Linked DNA regions of Homo sapiens: regions 1 and 3 are each linked to region 2. The links are chromatin loops, found by intact Hi-C in ENCODE. Cell type or tissue: ascending aorta. All regions are shown on one strand.

Evidence for each region. Hi-C counts contacts between places; a loop is a spot of excess contacts. Peaks named below come from ENCODE experiments on the same cell type or tissue, not always from the same donor. Only the 100,000 strongest peaks of a DNase experiment are listed, where the experiment ranks them.
Region 1: it touches region 2 in a loop (4-fold over the local background); 4 of 110 quality-filtered maps call a loop at or near these places.
Region 3: it touches region 2 in a loop (2.3-fold over the local background); 2 of 110 quality-filtered maps call a loop at or near these places.

Annotation. Positions count from the first base shown.
Region 1 is chr11:12,427,657-12,435,656 of GRCh38, forward strand. The region is part of intron 1 of PARVA (parvin alpha); the gene reads left to right. Among named protein-coding and RNA genes, the nearest start is that of PARVA, 54 kb to the left of the region's middle. In ascending aorta, no CTCF peak of the experiment used is centred here; DNase peaks (open chromatin) are centred at 3,405, 6,055 and 7,814; H3K4me3 peaks cover 2,419 bases; H3K27ac peaks cover 5,890 bases.
Region 2 is chr11:12,374,692-12,382,691 of GRCh38, forward strand. PARVA (parvin alpha) reads left to right here and starts at 2,880. Exons shown (of 13, transcript NM_018222.5): 1 at 2,880-3,092. The coding sequence starts at 2,957. In ascending aorta, a CTCF peak has its summit at 3,580; DNase peaks (open chromatin) are centred at 2,950, 3,140 and 3,520; H3K4me3 peaks cover 2,557 bases; H3K27ac peaks cover 2,526 bases.
Region 3 is chr11:12,452,882-12,460,881 of GRCh38, forward strand. All of the region lies in intron 1 of PARVA (parvin alpha), which reads left to right. Among named protein-coding and RNA genes, the nearest start is that of PARVA, 79 kb to the left of the region's middle. RefSeq lists an enhancer at 1-192. In ascending aorta, no CTCF peak of the experiment used is centred here; no DNase peak of the experiment used is centred here; H3K27ac peaks cover 3,925 bases.

The DNA of each region.
Region 1 (8,000 bases), 53 kb after region 2:
TCTTGAAACTTTTGTCTTATGGGTCATCAGCAGGGTTGAATAAGGTCAGAATGAAGTTATCTGTTGGCAAATTGAAGTTGTAAGCTTTAGGTAAAAACATCAAATACAGCTGCTATGTTCCTAACTTTTACTCTCTTGAGAAAAGGTGAATGACAGTGGTTAGAAGTCAGTTGCCCTCAGGTTCTCAAACTGAGAGATGAGGAAGCCTGTTCCCGATTTCTAGGTAACACAACTGCTTCTGGTCCAGGCGTGTGTCCCCGAAGCTTGTATACTGACCAGGGCGGAAAAGGGCAGCAGAACCTGGAGGGCAGCTGACATTGCCCACTGCATGCCCATCTCCAGGCCTCCCCTCCTCCTGGGAGAAGTCTCCCCATTTGTGGAGAACTTCACTATTGGGACAGGGCTCACTACCAGCCTGTGAGACCTCCCTTAGAGAGTGAGCAGCCATTTTAAATGGTGCCATGTGCTTTCTGTGAGGGGACTGGGAAATTTACAGAACAGTGGCAAATGATGAGCAGAGAAGTTGGGCAAATGTGGAGTCTCTAGCCATGTGCTGCATTAGGTATTGCCGGATTACCAGTCTTAGGAAAGTAATATGGTTTTTCTATATCGTGTGCAGGCCACTTCAGCTTCCTTTTCCATATAGAGTCTCTCATATGAAAGGAGGGAAGGAAGGAAAGTAAGAGGAAAGAAGAGAAGACACAGCAGATCTATAACTAAATGCTAACAGTAGGGCACTCAATCATTCATGCAGACATGTATGCTTCAACATTACTAAGCCAGGACAGGGCTGGGGCCTGAGGACTGAGATGACCAAGACCCAGTCTCAAGTCACTATCTTTGACCAGTTAGCCACATGTTCACAGATACCGCTGTATCTAGATAGTATATGCAGAGTCCCTGGCATAGTATCTGGCACCTATTTGGTCCTCAGTAAACTCTGGCCATCATGGCATTACCATCATCTCCATCATGATGAGATATTCATGCGTGTCTGAATCCCTGATTTGGCTCAGTGTCGGGTGCAGAGGTCGAGATGGTAAGTTGGCCAATTGACTAGCGGAGCAAATACAATTTTTTGGTGCTCACCCCACGCAGGCACCTTTCAAAGGCTCGGAGAAAGCTTCTGAGACTGACCTTTGTCTAAAACGAGAAGGAACATAAATTTAAAATGTTATAAATTGAAAAGCCAATACAGGGGTATCATTTGCTAAGTGAATAAAAACAGAAGGAGCTTCAGGAATTTGGGGGAAGGGTAAATTGTGTGGGTTGGTAAAAGCATGATGTGTATTATTAATCTAGAATCAAATCAGGTTCAGAGTTTTTGTTTGTTTTGTTTGAGACACAGTCTCTCTCTGTTGCCTAGGCTGGAGTGCAGCAGTGCGATCATAGCTCACTGCAGCCTCGACCTCCTGGGCTCACGTGATCCTCCTGCCCCAGCTTCTTCCCAAGTAGCTGGGACCACAGGTGCACATCACCATGCCCAGTTAATTTTTTAATTTTTGGTAGAGACAGGGTCTCACTTCATTGCCCAGACTGGTCTTGAACTCCTCGCCTCAAACAGTCCTCCCACCTCTGCCTCCCTGGGATTATAGGCATGAGCCACCATGCCTGGCTCAAAGTTTTAAAAGAAGTACTAACCCTTTAGCCCTTTAGCAGTGAGAAATAGGGAGAACAAACCCCTCCCCGAGGCCTGCATTTGCAGCACCCTCAATAAGTTGCACGTTGGTAAATGTTTAACAACCAGCTTTCCAGTAAAAAGTGTGTGTACAAATGCATATATAAGTTAATTATAAACTTCACTGATATAAAGGATGTATAGCACACAGTTTACAAATAATAATAAAATATCAACACTGTTTATTGTAAATTCCATATAGCCAATCCATTCTCACAGAATACTTTTGATACTTTGAGCTCTTGTAGCCATAGCTAACCTATGGTTAGCCATGATTTGATGCGTGGAATTTCATCAGTCCACTAACCTTTTCCCAATAAATTTATTGTCATTAAATCTGACATGTGATCACTAAACTATTTTTCATCTTTGTATCTATTAACCCATTTATGCCGGTGGTTGCAAATTTTTTTGTGAAAAATCAGACCTTGGCGATGACCTTGAGCAGTAGGATATAAATAACTCCCACAAGCTTAGCGTTCCAATAATGGAACACTAGGCATAACTGGGATAAACTGAAACCTCTTTCAGCTTCAGTACTGAGTATAACTTCATTCACCAATGGCATGAGCACCTTCTTTGCTGATCGTATAACAGTTTTAAATACTGGAAGAATATTTTCCTTTTTTTAATGTTATTCATGATATAATGACTACAGACACTTTTAAATTTTACAGACTCCCTTTAAGTTTAATCTGCATCATTGACATTCCTTCATCATTTTCTTAAGTCTAGATAATCAACAGAATGAGAAATCAAACCCTGATTTGCAATGTTGGTTGATTTCCAAGAAGTAAATACCCCCACTAGGGCCAATTTTGTGGTATCCCTGAACATGGAATTGGGAAGAGCAGCACACCATTGTGTAGTAGTACTTCTGCCATATAGATGCAGAACATCATCTCAAGAACGTAGATCATCAATATAAGTGATGAGTTGTGAGTATTACCTTTCTCAGTATAATTTACTTAATTGCAACTTTGTATTTTAAATTTTAATAATAACTGTATTTAACAACTGGCTCCCTGAATCCCTGAAAATTTAACATTTGAGAGCTGGTAGGAGCCAGTTCCAACACACCCATTGCCCTCTTTCCTAACGAGGGTAAAAGTCTCCTCTTTGGGTGAGTGAGTACCTTTCGTCACCTTGCCCCTCCTGGACACACAGGTCTTTGTTGCTCACACTGCCTCCAGCAGAAAACCCACACACAGAGGCTCCTTTCTTTCCTGAATCTCATACCAAGATGCTGTGGGGGGTTTGACATGGATCTTGCCTAAGCCTTATTACTCACATGAATCATGACGTTTAATGCATTTACTAAGACCTTTCCATCTCACCCTTATTTTCCCTTATATCTTAAAAAAAGGAATAAGAAAGAGGGCCCATGCCTGGCTATAATAGAGGATAGTTATAGACATATCACTTGGGCAGCTGTCAAATTAGTTACTCTAAAGTGTTCAAAAGTTCCCTCCTGATCTCACCTCCTAAAAGAAATCCAAACGTGCTTGACAGGGCGGAGAAGTCTAGGACTTTCTTTTCCCTCAACCATGCCACAACAACAAAGAGACACGATTCCTAATCGCAAAAGCACAAGCTTTTGTTTGTGCTAACCAGCAAAGCAAATGTTCGAGAAATTTGACAAAAACAAGCTCCTCCTGGCTCCACCCTCAGCCTTATTTTCCTTTCTTAAGCAATATCCCTTTCACACAGATGTGGACAGAGTGCCAACTGGAAGGCGGGAATAACCTGTCTGCCCCTGCTCCCAGGGCTGACTCACAGCAGTTTATTTTAGCAGTGGTTGATAAATAGCTGATCCCCCAATACCCCTGCCAGTGTTTCCCATCCTGTGTAGGCAGCCTTGTCCCCACTGGGGCCTGCCAGACCCTCCCATAATCTAGCAACAGCAAGTGCTTCCAGACCCTGCTGTGGTATCAGACTGGATAGTGCCTGGATGTTACGCATTGTTACATATCTGTCACCCCTGCGTCCATTCTTTCAATCTTGGCCTTGAGCCACTTAACACCCTGTGCATTCAGCCCCTGCCTGCAATCCAAACCAGGAGGCTCAGGCCCACCACGTGGCTGTGGGACCCATCTGATTTTTGGTTTTTCAATAGAGAAGAACTTAGCAGCTTAGAATGAGGCAAGAGTCTGCAGAACCCAAGGCCCCTTCTCTGAAGTTCTTGCCCCACATTTTCAGTCCTGACATGTTCCCAGATGGCTTCACTCATTCATTCCCACACCCTAGGTCTTTTAAATGGGTTAAAGGACCTGTGTGCTCTCACCTGACCTGAAAGGCCACCTGTCCCATGCTAGGGCCTAACCATCTATTGGACCATCTAAATGCAGACCCTGTGCTCAGCTGGGCCTTATGCCTGTATCTGCATGGCCCTGAGGCCAGTGCCACCATGGGCCCCCCACTCCCTGCCAACTTCCTTCACTCATGTTACTCTTTTTGCCACCATCAACACTTAGCCACACTGCCTTGCTTGCCCTTTGGGACTTTTTTCTCATCTCGTTCTGTGGCTTCTAAATCTAAGCAACCATTTGAATCTAGCAGTTGTTGGAAATTCCCAACTTTCTTACTCTGGCTGCAGCCTTGGTCCTCACAGAGGTGAGGATACTAGTTTACACTGGGGTTGCTTGTCCATTGAATCAGAATCATAAACGAAATGAAACTCCTTTCTCCAAAAGGGAAGAGCTCTGCAAAGGAGCTATAATATGCCCAATATCTGATTATAAAATCAAAATAAAATTCTTTTTACAATTAACGTAAAATTTTTCCTACTTTGCTTTGGGTTGGGAAATTACTACTATAGTTGAGTAGTGACTCTTTTTTCCTCATTTTCTTTCTCACCTGTCTCTTGAAAAATATTGCTCACACATGTTAAAGAATTTATATTAAAAGTGAATTCCAATAAAAGGCCTATTAAATTAGCCTGATTCATTAACTCTTTTTGAAAATAATGTGCATGTTTAGGACAGTAGTATCTTTCAGTTTTTATTTCATGAGATAAATGTGTTGGGAAATGGAGAGAGTACAAATAGATGTGAATGTCATTTTATCTAATTGAAGATGAATGCTGAATTTGGGAGCTGTAGAATTTAGTTTAACTTGCCTTGAAAGAGATTTATGATCATGGGATATGATGCTTTGTCTCCCAATGGCTCTGCCGTTAACCGTTCACCTCTTGTCTTTGTGAATCCAAAGAGGTAACTTGCAAGGTGGATGGGGCAAGAAACAAGGATGTTGAAGTTTGTTTGGCAAGTCAACAGAACCAAACCAAACCAAAAAATAACTGCTTATCTGGGCCTGTGCAAGTTAAAGTAATTTGACAAAGAACCACGTTCTGTCATGTGTACGTTATTTAGGCTCTTGCGTCATTTTTTTCTGTATCAAGATTTTCGAGAATATTTTAAAAAGTGGAGAGCTGTTCTAGCACAGTTGGTGCTGCATTGTTGAAGCCAGGCATAGCCATTGTATTTGAACCTGTTTTCTATCATGACCTCTGAAAATCCATTCCCAGAAAACTGATTGCTTAGGTCCTGTGGTTACACCCAAAGGAGATGGTGGCTAGAAATGAGGGCTCTGTCGTAGCCGTGGTACTGAAAGATGCTTCCTTGATGGAATGTTGCCAGACACGATTTAAAAAATTAAAAGGTATATTAAATTGAATTGTTTTGAATCGTTTTAATACCCATAGAAGAAGCTAGGAAAAGCTAGAGTTCTTAATGACCTATTTGAAGAATAAAATACACCCGAACCTCTAGGTCAAATGCTAAATTCCTTCTGCAGGTGGAAAGGCTGCACCTCACAAGGGAGGCCAAGTTTCATTTTTGCGACGACCTTACCCAGCTGAAACTTTCCCGGAATCTTTTATCATTAGCTCCCCACCCAAAGGATGAAAAACACCATCTGATTTACAGTTTTCCCATCTCTTATTTGAGTTTGCAACTTTCTTGGATAACAGATGGCCACAAAATGTGTAAGCCCAAATAAAAGCAAAGCATGGGCTTCACTGGTTCTTCACTGGTATCAGCTGCTTCTTAAAATTAAAATTATGTAAATGATACCTTAGTTTTAAGTGAGAGAATCAGCAATGAAGGAAGCAACCCCAGCACTTGAGAGTATTTCAGTTTGGGTTGTGTGGAAGGTTTGTTCTGTTTTGTTTTGTTTTTTGTTTTTTGTTTTTTTAAGCTTCTAATGTTTCCTTTTAAAGAGAAATAAAAGAGGCATTTCATAGAAGCACTTTGCAAGTTGCTCATTCACAAAGCTTGCAGTTTCACCGGCAGCCGGCCTAGAATCAGAGAGAATATTAGGATTGGCAGAGACCTTAGAGGTTGTTGTTTTAACTGACTTGAAGAGGGAGGAAAAGACTTGGAGTAAGAGCCCCGAAAAAGGCCCCGGCCTCTCTGGGTTTGGCATCTTTCTTACCTCAAGGAGTTAAAAGTCTGGGCCTGGGCGTGATCAGCCAGATGGTCTTTAACAGTAACATGGTTCATATTGTTTAGATTATCCTGTTGCAAGTACCGTGCCTCCTTTACCTTTTATGGAATAAAGTGTGGAAAATTGACCACAGATGTAAGTAACCAAGAATGACGGGGAAGCTGTTGTTACCAGGCCTCTCTGTTTCTCTCCAACACGCCTGATCCCACAGATAAAAATAAGGAGAAAAATGTGAGGCTGGCCGAGAATGAGCTTGCCTTACCTCGATGGCTCAGGTCTGAGCACCGCGAGCACTATGTTCTACGTGTTCATAAATCCAAGGTTGGCCTTAGGACTTGTGTGCAGGCTACCTTCAAATTCTGATTTTCCAAGTGCCCTCTGGTTAAAATATCATACCACGTAAGCAGTTTTTCCATCCTGTTTTGAAAGGCAGTGGGGGGCAAGGCCCACATACTGACACCGAGGAGTTTTGCAGCCCTGCGCTCCCTGAGGGAGAGCAGTGAGTGGCATTTTGCAGCCTGAGAAGTGTGGATAAATTCTGCATTCCCACTGCTTTGATGGCTATCTCAGCTGCAGGTCCCGCCTGCTGGGACCCCCAGTACTTTTCGTACTTACCAGGGACTCTGGCGCTTGGTCCCTATCAAACAGGCCTTCTCTTTCCCGGGTGAGTTTAACAGCCTCCCTCCTGACCTGTCTCCCAGCCTTGGAGTTCCTCCTCAGCTTTTCTGGCTGTCACAGCCCCCAACCATGTGACTTTGCTCCCATGGTTCATGGCTTGGATCATTCTATGTCTGAACACATAGTGCCCTCTGGGCTTCCCCTTCTTGACCACAGTCCTCCACCTCCTGGTCTCTTCTACTCTGTAACTCCCATGAAGACTTGCTCTCAGCCTCTAGCTTCTGGGCCTCTATCCTTCCAGACCCTCCCAACCCAGCCTGGTTATCTGTTGATTATTCTAGCCACACTCACAGCATCCTCAGTGGCCCCCACTGCCAATCCCCAACCCCTTTTGTTCTTACTGCTCAAACTGAGCAGTCCCCAACTTGAATCAACCCAGAAGGCATTTTTACCGAGCCTGCTCCAGGTCTGAAGATAATCACTTAGTCTGCCTAAGTGACTTGGTTACAAACCCCCAGCTTCTAACATAACCCCAGTCCTCAGTCCGCCACCCCACACACCAGTCCCTTCTCAATCAGCTTCTTTCCTGCCCGTATTCACCAAATGTCTTGAAAACTCACGTATAGATAAGGTGCTGCTTTTTTGCTTCTATTCATACACCAAACTGCCGTCTGACTTGTACACCCATTGAAACTGTTCTGGCAAAGTTTACCTGGGACTTCCCAATTTCCAGACTTTCTTTCCTAATCTTACTTGATCTCTCTCTTCAGCTGCCTGCTTCTTGAAGCTCTCCTCTTCCTCAGCTGTGACAGGTGTTGCTCAAGGCTCCCCCCTCTCTCTGATCACTTGTTCCATTTTCCCCACTGACTCTCCCTTTTCTTCTTAAAAATTATTCCTCCCTTAGTTCCCATCCTTTTCCCCTTCTCCTGTCACTCCAGCCAAGATCCTGATTCCAGAACATGGGGAAAAGTACAGAGGGTTGACCATTCCAAAGCTGCTTCTGAAAATATCCCTGTCATTCAACACAGATGAGATGTGAAACACACAGATGGGTGACAGAGCTTCCGGTCTATTTCTAAGTCCCAGGACCGAAGAGTTCTTGTTTTTGTCATGATAGCAAGTGCTTGTGTTTGATGCTCCAAATAGCCAAACCCGTGGAATTACAGGGGGGTTTGAGCTGCATGTTGAGTGTACAAACTCTCATAGGTCATAAGGAATGATGAGTGGGTGGTTCCTAAACTCTGGAGAAGAGCTTCCA
Region 2 (8,000 bases):
CTGGGTTAGGGTCTCCCCGACCAAGCTGGTCTTGGCAGCTAATAATGGTATCCAGATCAATACTGGTTTGCAGACTACACTGTGAGTAGCACTGATTTATAATTCACCACCCATTCCCACTGGCCTTTCCAGAAAGATTGATAATGATCTTACCAGTAGAAATGCTTGAATAACAAGGTATCAGCATAATATTGAGACCCTGGCAACCATTCCCACCAATGCAGGTTACTGCATACATTAACAGGACTTTATCGTTCCCCTGTCTTCCAAAAATTTCTTGCCCAGGAAGATAAAAAGCTATGAATAACTTTCTTGTTCTTTTCAAGAACTCCCCACCAAATCTCATTGAAATGAACATAAACCCATTAGACTTTTCAATAGATAGCATTAAAAAGACTATTTACTCTCCAAGACTCTTGGAAAGCTTTGCCTAGGGTCTACCAGTCCTTATCTATTATATCATGATCCTTAGTCAAACTTAATCAAGCACCATCCCACTGGAAGGCCTGTCTTCATCAAGATTCCAAAACCTTATAAATATCCCTTCCCCTACTCCAAGATGCTACTGAGACTCTGCCAAGGCAGGGCTCTCCTTATCATGGTGTACAAAAAATTCAGCTTTGCCTTCTTCCACAGCTTATTTTGCTGATATTTTCTGGGAGCTAGCATTCAACAATCAAGACTTTACTCCTCCTTTTAGCCTTGCTCAGTGGTTTTCCAAGTTTAACGAACATAACAATTACTGAGGAGTATTATATATGCAAAAGCATGCATGGGCAACTGAAGGAATCTCCATGGGTAATTTTGATTATGGCACATTTAGGACTAAGCCTTGCATACAGATATTAGCAATTTTTGAAAGAATAAAGAACCACAGACTGTTAAGAGCTGAAAGTAGCCCTAAATGGCAAGACATCAGGGTGTGAATCAGCTATTAATACATCGAAATCACCTGATGTAGTCTGTTTAAAAAACACCTATCCCTTGGTTTCACCTGAGATCGACTGAATCAGAATTTCTGGAGATGGGGCCTGTGAATGCAACAAACTTCTAAGCGACTGTGATGCACGATCGAGTTTGAAAACCACTGTTCTGTGCCAACCATTTCATTTTGTAGATGAGGAAATGGAGACTCAGAAAAGGGAGTAAACCTTTCCAAGATCACACCGCTATTGAGCTACGTGTCTCTTAATTCCCTGACAAGAGCTCTCGGGGCTGGAGATACGCTTTTGGAGATGTCCTATATCTGATATCCTGAACAAAAATGATTAATGATGTAATCAAAACACACTTATATTTTGGCTTCTCACCATCCCTTTAAGATTTATTGTCTAGGAGGAGTTGTAGTAATCTTCCCAGGCTAGCAGACATCATGACTTTTCTGCTGTTAAGTAAGAGGCACCAACTAAAGCAGATTTTTTTTTTTTTTAAAAAAGGTAAAATTAAGACTCTTAAGATAAAATGAACCTATACGGTGTTGAGAATCTGTTGACTATCTTTTTGTTAAATTTTAGTTCTACTCAGAAACTGTTGCTTGTCACTTTATTTAGTTTAAGGAACTGTGGATGGGTTAATAAAAGGCTGAGTAACATCTCCTGGGAAGAAGCACAGCTGGCCCTGGCAGGAAGTGCAAGTGGGGTCTGGGAAAAGATTCAAGGTCCAAGCAGCTACTCCCCACGGTTTCCATTACTCAGACCACGTGGCTTCTTGAGCACACTTCTTTGCTCCATTCTTTGGTTTCCCTACTCCTCAGCATGCACGTGGCTAGAAACAGCCACCCTAGTTTTGATTGCGAATGATCATCAGTCACGAGCACAACTTCTGACAACAGTCTCTCCAGCTTAGTGCAGTCTTAACTGGGGCCAGCTGATCGTCTGCTCTTCAGTAAAGCAGTAGCGCCCTTTGGATTAGGTGTTCACCCAGGTTCAATCAGCTGTGGCCTAGAAGGGGCCACAAGGAGGAAACACAGTTGCCAAGGTGCTGTGAGTCTGTGTGTGAGAGACAGACAGAAGGACAAAGAGCCAGAGTGAGAACTTGAGATGGGTAAGCTCAATAACACGTGCCTTTTAATCATTTCCAGTATGAGTCCTTCAAACACTGTGCTTTGTATGACTCCCCTGTTATCTCAAATGAGTCTGGTTGTCACTCTCTTGCTTTTATTTAGGCAGGATAAATTTTGCGGGAAGTCCTGTAGGAGCTCATGGTTGTGCTTTTCCCATTCATGTTTCCACCACCACGTGGGATCTTCCTTTGTATAAGCTGCTGGAAACACGGATGTCTTACAAGAATAAGAAGCCTCGGCTTTACCCTTGTGCACTCCAAGCTTCTCAGTCTTGGATGGGAGTAGAGACGAGGAGGTTGACGGTCATGGATAGGTTCAGGAGTGATTGGTTCTGCCCACTTTGGTGGGGCCTGGACACATTTTGGTTCACTGCAATAATTTCTTCCAGGAGCTGCAGTCTTGTGGGCGCAAGACGTGGGCCTGATAACCCCACAGGCAGTAGTGCTGGGGCAGAGCGAGCTCACCAGCCGCCGGCTGGAAGACCCCGGGAGAGTAGCAGGGTTGGGTTGGTTCTCAGATGTGTTTTGCGCCAGGCTGTGTGGTGGGGACAGAGCCTGGGTAAATGAAGCTTTCCGGCTCGACCGCTCCCAACCTGGGCACACACGTCCTCCTGTCCTGCAAGGGGCAGTTTTGGGGCATCCTCCCTGCTTGGGGCAACCCAGGGGCGCAAGGCGCGGCCCCGGGAGCGCAGCTCCTTCCAGGGCAGAGGGCGGCGCGAGGGAGGGAGCGAGGGAGGGAGCGAGGGAAGGGAAAGGCGAGCGTGAGCTGCCTCAAATGCTTGGAATAATTCCGCTTCCGTTTGGAAAGCCGCAGCCTCAGTCCCGCCGCCGCCCGCTGCGTCCGCCCAGCGCCAGCTCCGCGTCCCGACCGGCCCGCGGCAGCCTGCGCCGCGCCATGGCCACCTCCCCGCAGAAGTCGCCTTCTGTCCCCAAGTCTCCCACTCCCAAGTCGCCCCCGTCCCGCAAGAAAGATGATTCCTTCTTGGGGAAACTCGGAGGGACCCTGGCCCGGAGGAAGAAAGCCAAGGAGGGTGAGTGCGGCCAGGCCGGCCGGGCGGGCGGTAGGAGCCGGGGGTGCCGTAGGGGCCGAGGGGCCGGGGCACTGGGACCGGGCGGGAGCGCGCCGCGGGTGCCCGGCGCGGTGGGGCGCGCGGCGATGCGTGCGCGCGCTTCCCGGGTACGTCGGGCAGGAGCGACGCGCACCCCACACTGAGCCCGGGGCTCGCGGGCCATCGAGGCCACCCCGCCCGCTCGCGGTCGCCCGGGCGCTGCCCTCCTGGGCCGGGGACCAGGCCAACGCCCCCGCCGGGCCGTGGGCGGGCGCCGCTTGGCGGCCGGAGGCGGCGGGACCGGAGCCCAGGCGGGGCCCCAGCCCGCAGACAGTGCGATCCAGTAGGCCCTGCCCCGCCCTCTGCGCCCGAAGGCTGGCATTTCCCAAGTTTCCGCTGCAGCTTTCCTGGGCGCCGTCGCTCTTACTCGTTGCCTTCATTGGTCCTTAAAATCAGGTCGTTTCCTGGACCTGCTGACGTCCTCTGGCAGCGGCGTCGTGGCTTTGGCCTCTTCGGGATCTTTTGTCCATCCCGAGGGCTGAGAAGGGCTCTGTTAATGGAGTAGGTGGACATCGAGTGTTTGTTGAATGAATGAGCGAAAAACTGGCAAACCTAGCGTGCCCTCGGTGTAATACACAATAAACTCCCACCAAAGGAGAAAACCTGCGTGAGACACAAACTTCGTCATGGGCCTGCTGTGAACTCAGGCATTCAGGGCTTTCGTAAAAACCTTTGTTTTTTCCCCACCAGAGTGAATTGAGGCGACCTTATTCTTTTTTTTTTTTTTTTTTTTCAGGGTAGTTTGCATGTAAAATATTTTTTTTTCCCATGCACAGATTTTGCGTCCTGGTTTTTGGTTTGAAAACGAGGTGGCAGTTCTCAAGAAGCACTGTGGTGACTGGTGTGTAGATAGAAGTTGCTGAGTTAAACATTTTTGTTTTAAACATTTTTTAGTTGATGCATGATGTACATAGTTCTGGGGCACATGTGATAATGTAATACATTCATATAATTTGTAAAGATCAAATTGCACAGGAAAGGGGTCCCAGTCCAGACCCCAAGAGAGGGTTCTTGGATCTCACGCAAGAAAGAATTCAGGGTGAGTCCACACAGTAAAGTGAAAGCAAGTTTATTAAGAAAGTAGAGGAATAAAAGAATGGCCACTCCATAGACAGAGCAGCCTGGGGCTGCTGGTTGCCCATTTTTATGGTTATTTCTTGATGGTATGCTAAACAAGGGGTGGATTATTCATGTCTCCTCTTTTTAGACCATATAGGGTAACTTCCGGACGTTGCCGTGGCATGTGTAAACTGTCCTGGCGCTGCTGGGAGTGTATCAGTGAGGACGACCAGAGGTCACTCTTGTCGCCATTTTGGTTTTGGTGGGTTTTAGCCGACTTCTTTACTGCGACCTGTTTTATCAGCAAGGTCTTTATGACCTGTATCTTGTGCCCACATCCTATCTCATCCTGTAAGTTAGAATGCCTTAACCTTCTGGGAATGCAGCCCAGTAGGTCTCACTCAGCCTTGTTTTACCTGGCCCCATTCAAGATGGAGTTGCTCTGGTTCACATGCCTCGGACAAAATCACTGTACTTGGGATATCCATCACGTTAAAGATTTGTCTTTTCTCTATGCTAGACCACTGGAATTCTAGATATTTTGAAATATACAAGAGGTTATTGTAAAATATAGTTAGTTTACCAATCTAACACTAGGTCTTCTTATATCAAATGGTATATTTGTAACCATTAATCAACTTCTCTTCCCCCCTAAAAAATGTTTTTAATAGATTGCTCCATGAATTAGAAATAACCTTTTGAAAGCTGTGATGCTGTGTGAAATTTTCATGTTTGTAAGTCATCTTAAAGTATAAAAACATCTTCAGCGCTGAGGATTATCAGACTTGATGAAGAACTAGACTTCTATTCCCTAGATTGAAACGAGAAGCAGCAAAAACATACAAAAGTTTCCCCACATTGGTTATTTTGGTAACCCATCGAGTAGTGTACAGTTGGTGGCAAATCATGAAACCCTGGCTTGGGAAGCTCTTTTCTAGACCATGTTTCTAACTTCTTCCTTGCAGCATTCCTGACATAGTCTCATCCAGTTTAAGATGGGGCAACTGAGAAATATTGAAGCTCATGACCTACCAGGATAACCATCTTTACCTACTCTGTAGAAATTTATCTCTCTGTACCTATCACTGTTGGTAGAGCCAGAGAATGAGTCTGGGGTGGCCTTTTATTACTACCTTGCTGAAGTAGGCTATCCTGCTTTCTAGAGTCTTCTCTCCACCAGGCCCAACATCCTCTATTCCTCACAGACATAATTTTAAGGACTTTTGCATCCTGTCTCTTTAGTTTCAGACAGGGTCCCTGCAGGAAAAAGAAGGCCAATTTAGTTGAGATTTTGAAAATAATTTAGTGAAAGGGCTATTGACAGAGCTGTGGGCAGGGTTAAGGGAACTAAGAAGGGATGCTGAGGTCCCTAGGGGCTAGCAACAGGAGGAAGCTCTTAATCACTCCGAGGCCTGAGGGACAAGGGAAGCAAATTGGAACCTATTACAAGCTGGGGTTATGGACGAGGGGCTGCTGGACTGGAACTATAGTCATAGAGGGATGCAGCTACTGTCCGAAATATGCAGACAGAGCAAGGAGAGAGTGGCACAATAAATGCACATTCTGCATGTTCTCTGTCTTCTTGCCCGTGCATCACCTACTGGTGCTGAACCCAGTGGGAAGCCATCAGAGCAAGGGATCTGCAATAGATAGGGGCAGCGTCCATAGGGCACAGAGCAGTGCAGAGAATAGATCACAGTGGGGACGGTGGAAATGGAGAATACCTAGCAGATCAACCTGTTACCAGACCCGCTCGAAGTGAGCTCTCCAGAAGTCACCATAGTACAGTTGTAGTGCAAGCCAGCCACCCCAGATTAGGACTGTCATCTCCCTTATTCTAGCACAGACACAATGTTCTTTTAATGCAGCTAAGGTTGCCTCTAACTATTCTGCCAGCCACGTCGCACTGTGATCTCTCATTGAGCTTGCTATCAGCTTACTCAAAGACATTTTTATATTTGTTGCTCCTAAATCACAGCCTTCCCTATCTTGGATTTACTCAGTTGGGTTTTTGAAACCAAGTGTAAGATCTTATTTTCATCCCTGTTATATTTCACTGTAAAGTCCTGATTCCTTCATTCAGTCTGTCAACTAATCCAGGGGCTGTAAATGGATGAATGGAAGAACACAGAACGTCTTCTGAAGGGCCAGCCACCACCCAGCTCCAGCTGCTTGCTGCGGCATATGGTATTTCTGCAAGCCCAGGCAAAGAAGGCAGTGGGTTGGTTTGAAATGACTGTCCTTAGTGAGTATGTGCTGGATCTCAATGATCAGTGCTGAAGTGATGGTTAGTAGGTGTGGGGCCCCATTAACCATCACTTCAGTAATAATAAGGCCGGATCTTGCTCTGCATCCTGGATAAGCTCACAGCTTTGTGCTCTGTAGAATCTGCCTTCTTCAACTTTCTCTTTGGTGTTCTTGAACCTCTCATTCTTCATTCCTCAAGATCACTGCCATCAGTCTGTCCACAGATTATCTCAGTGCTTTGGTGTAGCATTCTCCGAGGCCCAAGGACTCCCATTCATTCATTTGGTACCTGCTATGTCCCACTGTAGGACACAACAAATGGAAAGATATAATACTTGTTAGAATATAGTTGACCCTTGAACTATGTGGGGGTTATGGACATTGACCCCCTGTACAGTCAAAAATCTGTGTATAGTTTTTAACTCCCCACAAACTTAACTGCTAATAGCCTACCGTTGACCAGAAGCCTTACTGATAATGGTCAATCAACACATATTTTGTATTGTATACTGTATACTTAACAATAAACAAACTGGAGAAAAGAAAATGTTATAAAGAAAATCATAAGGAAGAGAAAATACGTTTGCAAAACTGTGCTGCATTACTGATACTGTAAGTTTACATTGTCTGACTGAAATGGTAGGTAACCACAGCTGCACACCTCAACCTATGGTACACATCAAGCAATTCAACTTTTCTTATAATGTCATGACTTTTCTCTGATACTTGGGAGTACTTCCAGCATCTCTAGTGGCACTTTGTTAGAGTCCCATGGTGTTAGTCAAGGTTTATGGTATTTCACTAAGCATGAAAAATATGCGAGAACCTCAAGAGATCACTTTTAACTGCGGTACACAATTTACTGGAGAGATGAACTGTTCACGTGGAGATGATTAGCGTCACAAGGTGTTTTAAGCAGATACTTGCAGCGCTTGAGCTCACCACAATAGCAACAGGAGGTAGCTGTGAAATTATTACAGTGGTACAGTATGTACTACAGTTCATTTCGTGCAGTGAGGATTTAATCTTTACGTTTACATTTCTCTCATCTGCAGATGGCATCACGCACAGTTCTTGTGTGTATGTGTACATTTTGACATTTCGATAAGTTCTAACTGTTTGTAATAGATTTGTTTATATTTTATGGTAGTAAATGAGAAGGCAGACAAGTATTGATGTATATTTTATGCATTTGTGACATGAGTAACTTTTTCTTTTTTTTTTTTTTTAATATTTCTAGGCTACATGGTTCATCTCAAGGTTTTTCTAATTGTCACAGATCTCCAAAAATATTTTCCCATATAGTTATTGAAAAAATTTGCATATAAGTGGACCCTCGCAGTTCAAACCTGTGTTGTTCAAGGATCAACTCTATTTAGGTTAATAATTTCATGTAAAAAATGTCCTCCTAAGGAAAACTACATCATAGAATGACTATGAGTCTCATAAGAATGCACTCAACTAGTCATCACTCCTGTGTTTTCATAAGAAAAAACAGTGTTAGAGTCCAAGAGAGAACAAGGG
Region 3 (8,000 bases), 78 kb after region 2:
CATTTGAGAAGATCCTATAGCTTCACAGACCTCCAGTTGGTCTGAAAGCAGAAGGGTAGAAACCACAGGGAGGGGGTCAGCTCTGGGCAGAAGATGCCATGATTGCCATGAAATCCTAGACCATGGGCTGCGGGGCACTTTGCCCTCAAGGTAGGTCAGAGCCTGGACAAAGTTGAACGTGCTGTGGTGGGAGCGATTCTTTGTTGGGGGGGCGCCCTGGCCACCTCCCAGCTCGTCTCTGGGGTTTGAGTTGAGATGGTGAGTGCTCCTCCTCTTGCATTTGAAGGGTTTTTATATCATCCTGACCTGCCTTATTGTGGCTCTGTTGTTAGAGGTAGCTATGGGGGGTAGGTGGGGGTGTCTGATATTTAGAGATAGGAGGGAAGGGGTGAAGATGAACAAAGAAATGAAGGAGTAAAGGACTTGCGGAAGAAAAGCTCTACCTAAGTTTACTGCTTGCTGTTCTGTGCTCCTACATAATGGTAGGATTCTGAAACAATACAAAGAAGCTTTGGGCCTTTGTGAGCTGTGAGCCTGCTACTTGCTTTTCCTAAGACCTGACAGTGAGCTCCACTCCATAGCTGGAGTAGAGAGGGTGTTGTCATTCTGATTAGTGACGGTAATAGGAAAAGTACAAGTATCTTACTGTAAGAGCTCCTAATCAGTGAAGGCTAATAGGCCTTTCCAATTCTCCCACATAGTTTGGAATAAATAGATTAAAACAGAAACTGAGGTGGGTTTTATTGATGTGCACATAAGTTTTTGGCAAGATTTTCCATTCGGCTTCCACCCATAGGTTAAACATGGTTTTGAAAATTCATATGTTTGGGTTGATGGCTGAGCTGAAATGCCTCCCTGTAGATTTTGACAGGTTAAAGGTTACATTGGTTTGGGCTCATTGATTGGGTTCTGAAAACACACATAACTAATAAAGGAATAAAAAGGGTGGCTCTAAGCAACCTTCAGCCACAGTGGAGCCCAAGGGATGGCCATGGTGAGCGAGCCCTCTTGGTTCCCCTGAAGACGTATTGTGGGGGACACAGCATCTCCCTGGGGTCCTTTGTGCTGTCATCACAGATTAGCAGCCCCTTCCTAACGGATGAATGTATAAACCACAAATCCACTCCTTTGCCCCTTCCAGGAAGGCATTTGTATTGAAGGTCACAGCCAGAGAAGACAGTAACTTGGGGGGAAAACAGGAGACTTTGAGGGATCCAGAGGTCACAAGCAACCCCTGGAGGCTCCTCAGCAGAGCTGGTGTTTGCCCTTGGATCCAGGAAGTGGGCGGAGCAGATATGAAGGGAAGAAGGTGGTGAGAGGACCCTGGGCTGCTACTCATAGAAAAGAGCCCTTTCACTGTTTCACCTACATTTCAGTGGAGACCAGTGAAGATGGATATTTTCTCCAATATTGACTAAATAGTATAATTTTTTTCTTTACACAAATTGCCACTTAATGTAATTTGTTGACTTTCCTTAGGGGCTTTGATAGACTTTCATTATGGATTTTGACAGTAAAGTCATTATATATTAAATATAGTAATCTGTGCTTGCTACATTAGTTGAATATTTTTTTCAGATGGACATTATTCTGAGTCTGAAAAGCTTCTTGCTTTGATCTGCCTCCTTATGTTACAAAACAAGCCTGTGTGTCACTTCTGCTTTACCCCCGCAATCCAGTTCTAAAGTATCATTTAAAAAAAAAAAAAAGAAGAAGAACTTCTGACTGTGGAAAACTTCTAACAATTACAAAGGTAGATAGTGTAATACACTACCAATGCACCCAGCAGCCAACAATGATCAATCCATGGCCAATCTTGGCTTCATTCACACTTCCCATCTGACCCTCTGCCCCTGCTGGAAGATTATTTTATTATTTTGAAGTGGTTACCAGATATATCATTTTAGCATATATATTTATAGCTCTTAAAAATAAGGATCCTTTTTAAAAAACACAACTATATTCATGTAAAAAAATTAATAATTCCTTAACATGTTCAGCTATTCAGTCTCATAGTTTTGATTGTTTCATCAGGCATGAGTCACATGCCCAACTTATTATTTATTGTTTTTCTGGTTTGTTAGAATCAAGATTGAAATAAGGCCCATGCACTGCAGCTGGTGGACATCCTGTCATAAAATATATTTATTAAAGAAACCTGTAGAGTTTTCCACAGTCTAGACTTTGCTACTTGTATCTTGATGGTGTCATGTTCCCCTGACCCCTGCATTTCCCAAAAACTGATGGGTAGATATAGGACTGATGGTGGTGTGTCTCTTCAGGGAAGATGGGGAAGCATTACTTCTGGTTGTCTCTCTTTTTGTGATGTTAGGAGCTATTGATGATCATTGCCTAGATAATTAATCCATTAGGGATTTCCAAGTGGTAATACTCTCATTCATTAAACATTTCCTCATTAAGTATTTGACCAGCCAGAGATACATTTCGATTTAGAAAAACAGGATAAATGTTAGATTATTTCCCTTTATTTACCAGTTTTCAAAATGAGTGGGTTTCCTAGCATCCTCCAGAGGTGAGTAGCAATGTGTTATATATTGTTTTTCTAGTGTCATTATTAACTCATGGATTTAAATATTTTTGATGTGTTTTGGTCCATTGCTGATATCCTTATTGATGCTCAAATTTTTCTGTCCTTGGCCATTGGAAGCCTCTTTGATACAACCCTATCTAGTAGAAATCTATTGCTTACTGGTTTCTAGTTCCAGGCTCTTCTCATCTATTTTTTGTTCTATATATTTTTAGATCTAAAATCAGCCATTTCTCCAAGGAGCTCTGATTGCTTTTAGTGGGTAATAGCATTCATATTTATTTAGAGACCACAGTCCAGGTGCTGTGAGAATTGAGCACCATTTTTTTTCTGCTTCTTGCCACCTCTGAAACTTCATCTCAACACAGTTTCCACTATCAGCACCACCACCCATTACAGCCCCCAGGCCATCACCATACCATCTTCATCTTTCCTCAAGTGTCCAGCTTCCAGACTCCATTAACACCTGTAAAATATTCCTTCTCCAGTCTGCCTGGGTACTTTCACCATGCCACCTGTTCCAAAATGTCCTTCAATGTCATGAAGCATTGTGTGGGGCTTTTCTAGTCCCTTTTTCACCTTGCTGTCTCTTTGCATCTGTTTGAAACCCAAGACAAGGAGATAGATGATAATTTCTTAAAGTCTCCTCCAGTTTTGTTTTTGAGCTCTGCTGGCTTGCCAAGTCATTCTTATTCCACTAGGTCATCACTGGGCAGTCCTTCCCTCCCTCCCAGTATGTATGCGTTGTTGGCATGTACTGAGAAAAGGCAGGGAAAGGGTAAACCAAGAGTTAGAGGATGCTTACGAAGGCATGCACTACTGTGCTGGGCATTTCGTATGTGCCATGTCATCTACGCTTCATTATAAACCTGTGAGCTAAGTATCATGATTCCCACTTTAGAGGGGGAACAAGTTAAGTAATAGTCAGAGCTGGGATTAATCCAAGATCTACCTTTCTACAGAGCCCAGGCTAATTCAAACTGTATCATCAGGGTAGTGTACATCCTATGAAGACTTCTGCTTGAATGGATCCATTAGGGAACCTGTTCCCAGCCATCCTACAGACTTGCAAAACTCTGCTTGTATCTTGTGGCTCCCCATTGCTTTCAGGATTAAACTCATACTTGGTATGTTCTGGCTTGTATGGCCCTGACTTAACTCTCTAAGGGCACTCCACAGTTCCATTACCCTCCAGCAAACCTTCCCAAAAATGTTCCCTGTTCTCATGTCTCCAGCCCTTTTGTATGTCTTGTTCCCTCTTCACCTGGTGAACTCCTAATCCCCTTTAAGAAGCAACTGAAGCATGTCCTCCCTCTTGAGGCCCTCCCTGATTTCCACTTTCAGATGACTTAAGTGATATCCCCAGGCTCCCATAGAGTACTATGCTGTACTCTGGGGCTGGTTCTTACTCATCCCTTTTACCCCAGGACACAGCACAGGGCCTGACCTGGGAACATTGGTCAGCAATGCTGTCAAATGCACATTTAAATGAATGAGTCTGTACCAGCTACCCCACACTTGCTCACATGGGTAAAATGTTATCTTCTTTGAAATGGTTTTTATAGTTTCTTATGGCCTTTGCCACTCTATGCTTATATTGTGCGTGTTTATTTTTGTGTACGAGCTAAATTATGCCTAGAAGATGCAACTGGAATGAGGCTCTCATCACATTGCCTTGCCCACAGTCAAGACTGAATAATTATCCATTGAATCGAATCAAATGGAAGGTTGTACAAAAGGAAGCTATAGTGGAAGTGTCAGGCATGCAATCAGCAGAACGTCAGACAGGCAGTTAAAGCATCTTCGATTTACTACAATTTCTTTTAATAGGTTCTCTGTACAGATTTGCTGTCAACATGAATTGTTGGTTTAGGAAAAAAAAATCAGGGTGCTGCAATGGGTCTGTGCTGCACAGTGACTGGCAATGTTTTGCTGTTTCCAATGCAGTAGTCCATGGATTTCCAGTTGCTGACAGGGCTTAGTCATTCATGCTAAAGAGGCCTAAGTTATAAGCAAAAATGCTTCACAGTCAGTGTCCTGAACCCCTCCTCTCAGAACCAGCACTTGCTCACCCTCTCTGCTTCCTCCATTGCTGCCTCAGTTCCTCAGCCTTCCCCATTCCAGCTTCTTTTCTTAAAGCCCAGACCCTCTGATGATTAACGTCCTGGCTCTGGTGTAGAAGGGAGAGCTGTGTATTTGGGCTGGAAGGGGAAGACTGCTCAGGGCCAGCATCAACAGACCACTCATCCATTCAGTAAATATGTATTTAGCATGTGTTGTGTGTCAGGTCCTGGCAGGACAGTGGTGCACAAAGCCTCAGTCCTCTTGGACCACTCAAAATAGTGGGGGGAGACAGGTTGTCCTTCAGATATGCACAATTGCAAACTGTGGTGAGTGAGATAGAAGAGTAGAGATCTGTCCACAAAAGGGTCTGGCACTGCCTTTGCCATGAAGCCCTCCCTGGTCCCCCCTGGCAGTGTGAGGCTCACCTAGGGGTGCTCCTTCACCACTGGAGCTAGACCAGAGTCGGCCCTCAGCCCACTGAGACTGGGGTCATGTGTGACTGTGAGCTCCTGGGGCCAGGGTTCATTCTTTCCTAGAATAGTGTGTGGCATACAGTAGGTACTCAATCATTCTGTAAGACTGGGAGGAAAGGAATGAGTACATTTTCCAAGTCCCCATTCCATCAGATGAAGGGGTCACTGGCTTTCCCCAGTGCTGTGATCACGATTGTATTAACATGACGCACAAGCTCCAAAACTTCAGCCCCGTTCCCAGGAAGGTGTCTCTTCCCAGAAGAGTCGTAAAGCATGAAATAATGAATGGACAGTCCTCGGCGCAGGGCCTGGCCCCAGGAGTTTTCTCAGGACAGTGTCATACCCTACTGAGAGTGAGCTGCCCAGCCAGCATGGCCTGCATTTTCTCAGACCAGACCTGAGCCAGGCTAGGGACAGGACTGACATCCTGATCATCTCAGCAGCATGGGCTTGCCATAGAGTTGGGACTGAGGAAATGCTGTTTTTGCATGGCATTGGCCTAGTGTCATATATGAGGAACAGGATTCTGCAACCTGCTCATTCTTGGTTGCTTCTTCCTTGGAGGAAAAGAGCATGTTCTGTTCCCGGATTTGCTCCTAAAAATATACTAACTCCCCACCAGTTTCCTGTGATTTCTCTCCTGGGGAAAGGGGAGAAAGACTCTGGCCCCCAGTTCTCTGGGTGGGCACAGCAGATGCTTGTGCACCCCACATCCTACCCCCTCTGTGGCAGCCCAGGGTGGCAGCTTCTCACACCTCCCCTTTTCTGTCTCAAGGCTTTGGCTTCTGAAGCCCCCTCAGCCTGCACTCTGCACAGCCTGGAAGTGTGGAGAGAGAGAACTCCCTGGGGGTAACCTCAACTAGTGGGAAAGTCGCCTTGAGACACTTTCTGCAGTTTCTCAGAGAGCCCCAGTAGGGATTAAGCCCCAGTTACCCCCACATGACCAGCTCAGAAACTCACCTTTATTGTCTCTTCTTGGGTCTGTCATACTTTCTTTGTTCTTCTTTCCTTTCCTGGGATTTCTTTCCTGCTTTCAAGCAACTCCAAACTAAGACATTGGAGAAAGGAGACAACTCACTGTTAGGATCATCCTGTTAGGGATCTTTTCAGGGAAGTCCCTGAAGTTTTCCGGATGTTGGCTTCCTTACCCATGAAAGAGAAAGGATATAGCCTGTGCCAGCTGGGCATGGTGGCTTGAGCCTGTAATCCCAGCATTTTTGGGCCCAGGGGTTCGAGACCAGCCTGGGCAACATGGTGAAACCCTGTCTCCACAACAAAAAATACAAAAATTAGCTGGGCATGGTGGAATATGCCTATAGTCCCAGCTACTCAGGAGGTTAAGGTGGGAAGATCACTTAAGCCCAGGAGGTCAAGGCTGCAGTGAGCTGTGATCATATTACTGCACGCCAGCTTGGGTAACAGAGAGAGACCCTGTCTCAAAAAAAAAAGAAAAAGAGAAGAAAGAAAAAAGAAGAAGAAAGAAAATAGCGTGTGCCCTAACTCTCATATAGAACTGTGCACGAGTTCCCAGAGGCCCCACATTCCTTGCTGGTCTGCCTGTGAGCACCCACTCACCCTTCATAGCTGGGAAATGACCCAACTGTCCCCTTCCAAAAACTGGAAACTACCTAAACGTTCAACAGTTACGGAATGGTTATGTACGGTGTGTACCTTCAATACAGATTGAGAAGCCACTTAAAGTGATATTTTTATGGCATATAGAAATATAACAAGATTATATGACATGAAAAAAGCAGGCTATAGAACCCAGTATGTTTTGAAACTATATATAAAACATAGACACACTTGTGAGAAAATATAACATGTAACAGAGTTTAAGCAGTAGGATTATTTTCTCTTTTTAAAAATATTTTCCAAGTTATCTTAAAGAGCATGTTTTTCTTTTATAGTCAGAAAAAAAATCAACCATTATTTAAAACAAACAAAAACACTGCTCAAATATCACCTCCTTTTTAATCTGTCCTTGCAGGGGCTGAGCCTCCATAGAATGACCAGGCAACCCCTAGGGCTTAGCTTATGCAAGATTATTCTCCATTAAATTTTCTCCTGGCTTTACGTGGGAATGCAGAAGTGACTGTGTTCCCATGCCTTCACAACAAATGTGGTTTGCAAAAATGGTGTGATATGTATTTTCAGGCCTTTTTTAGAGATATGCATTGTGTTTGGGGAGCACTTCCTCTGCCTAACCTAATGGACGAAACATTTTCGTATAGAAAGCAAATGTTGCTACATAAAACTGGGACAACATATAGCATAGTGTTAAGGATGTGAGAGCTCTGCAGCCAGCTGGCTCAGGATCAAACCTTGGCTCCACTTTCTAGCTGTGTGGCCTTGTTCAGATTATATAACCTCTCTGGGCCTCATTTTCCTCATCTGTAAAATGAGGATAATAATAGTACCTACTCATTGGATTGTTGCAAAGATTATATGAGTTAATACATGTAAAAAACCAAGTGTTATATCGATGCACCTGATACAAGGGACATACAATGTGTGTGCCCTCACCATCATCATCATCGATGACAGGAGAGAGTTTCCACAAACAGTGCTCTTCAGGGTAAACCACCGACTCTTCAGACAAACCCAGAATTAACTCACCAGCAAATCGATCCAACCAGAACACAGCATGTCTGTTTGCTTACTAGCCCCACTGAGAGCTGTTTCCAAGGTTACCTCTTAGGAATTCAGTGGACTAGTAGTTGATGTGGCACTTTTTAAGCAGCACTGAGCCACTGCAAAAATAAATGACTGGCTGTTCAGGATTCATAAATAAGAAGGATATAGACATGAAGGTCAAAGAGCCACAGAGAATGAGATGAAGAGAGGAAACTTAACTCAGGTGATGCATGAAGACGAAGGCCAGTGAGATGACAAGGCTTCACCAGGTGCCTTTG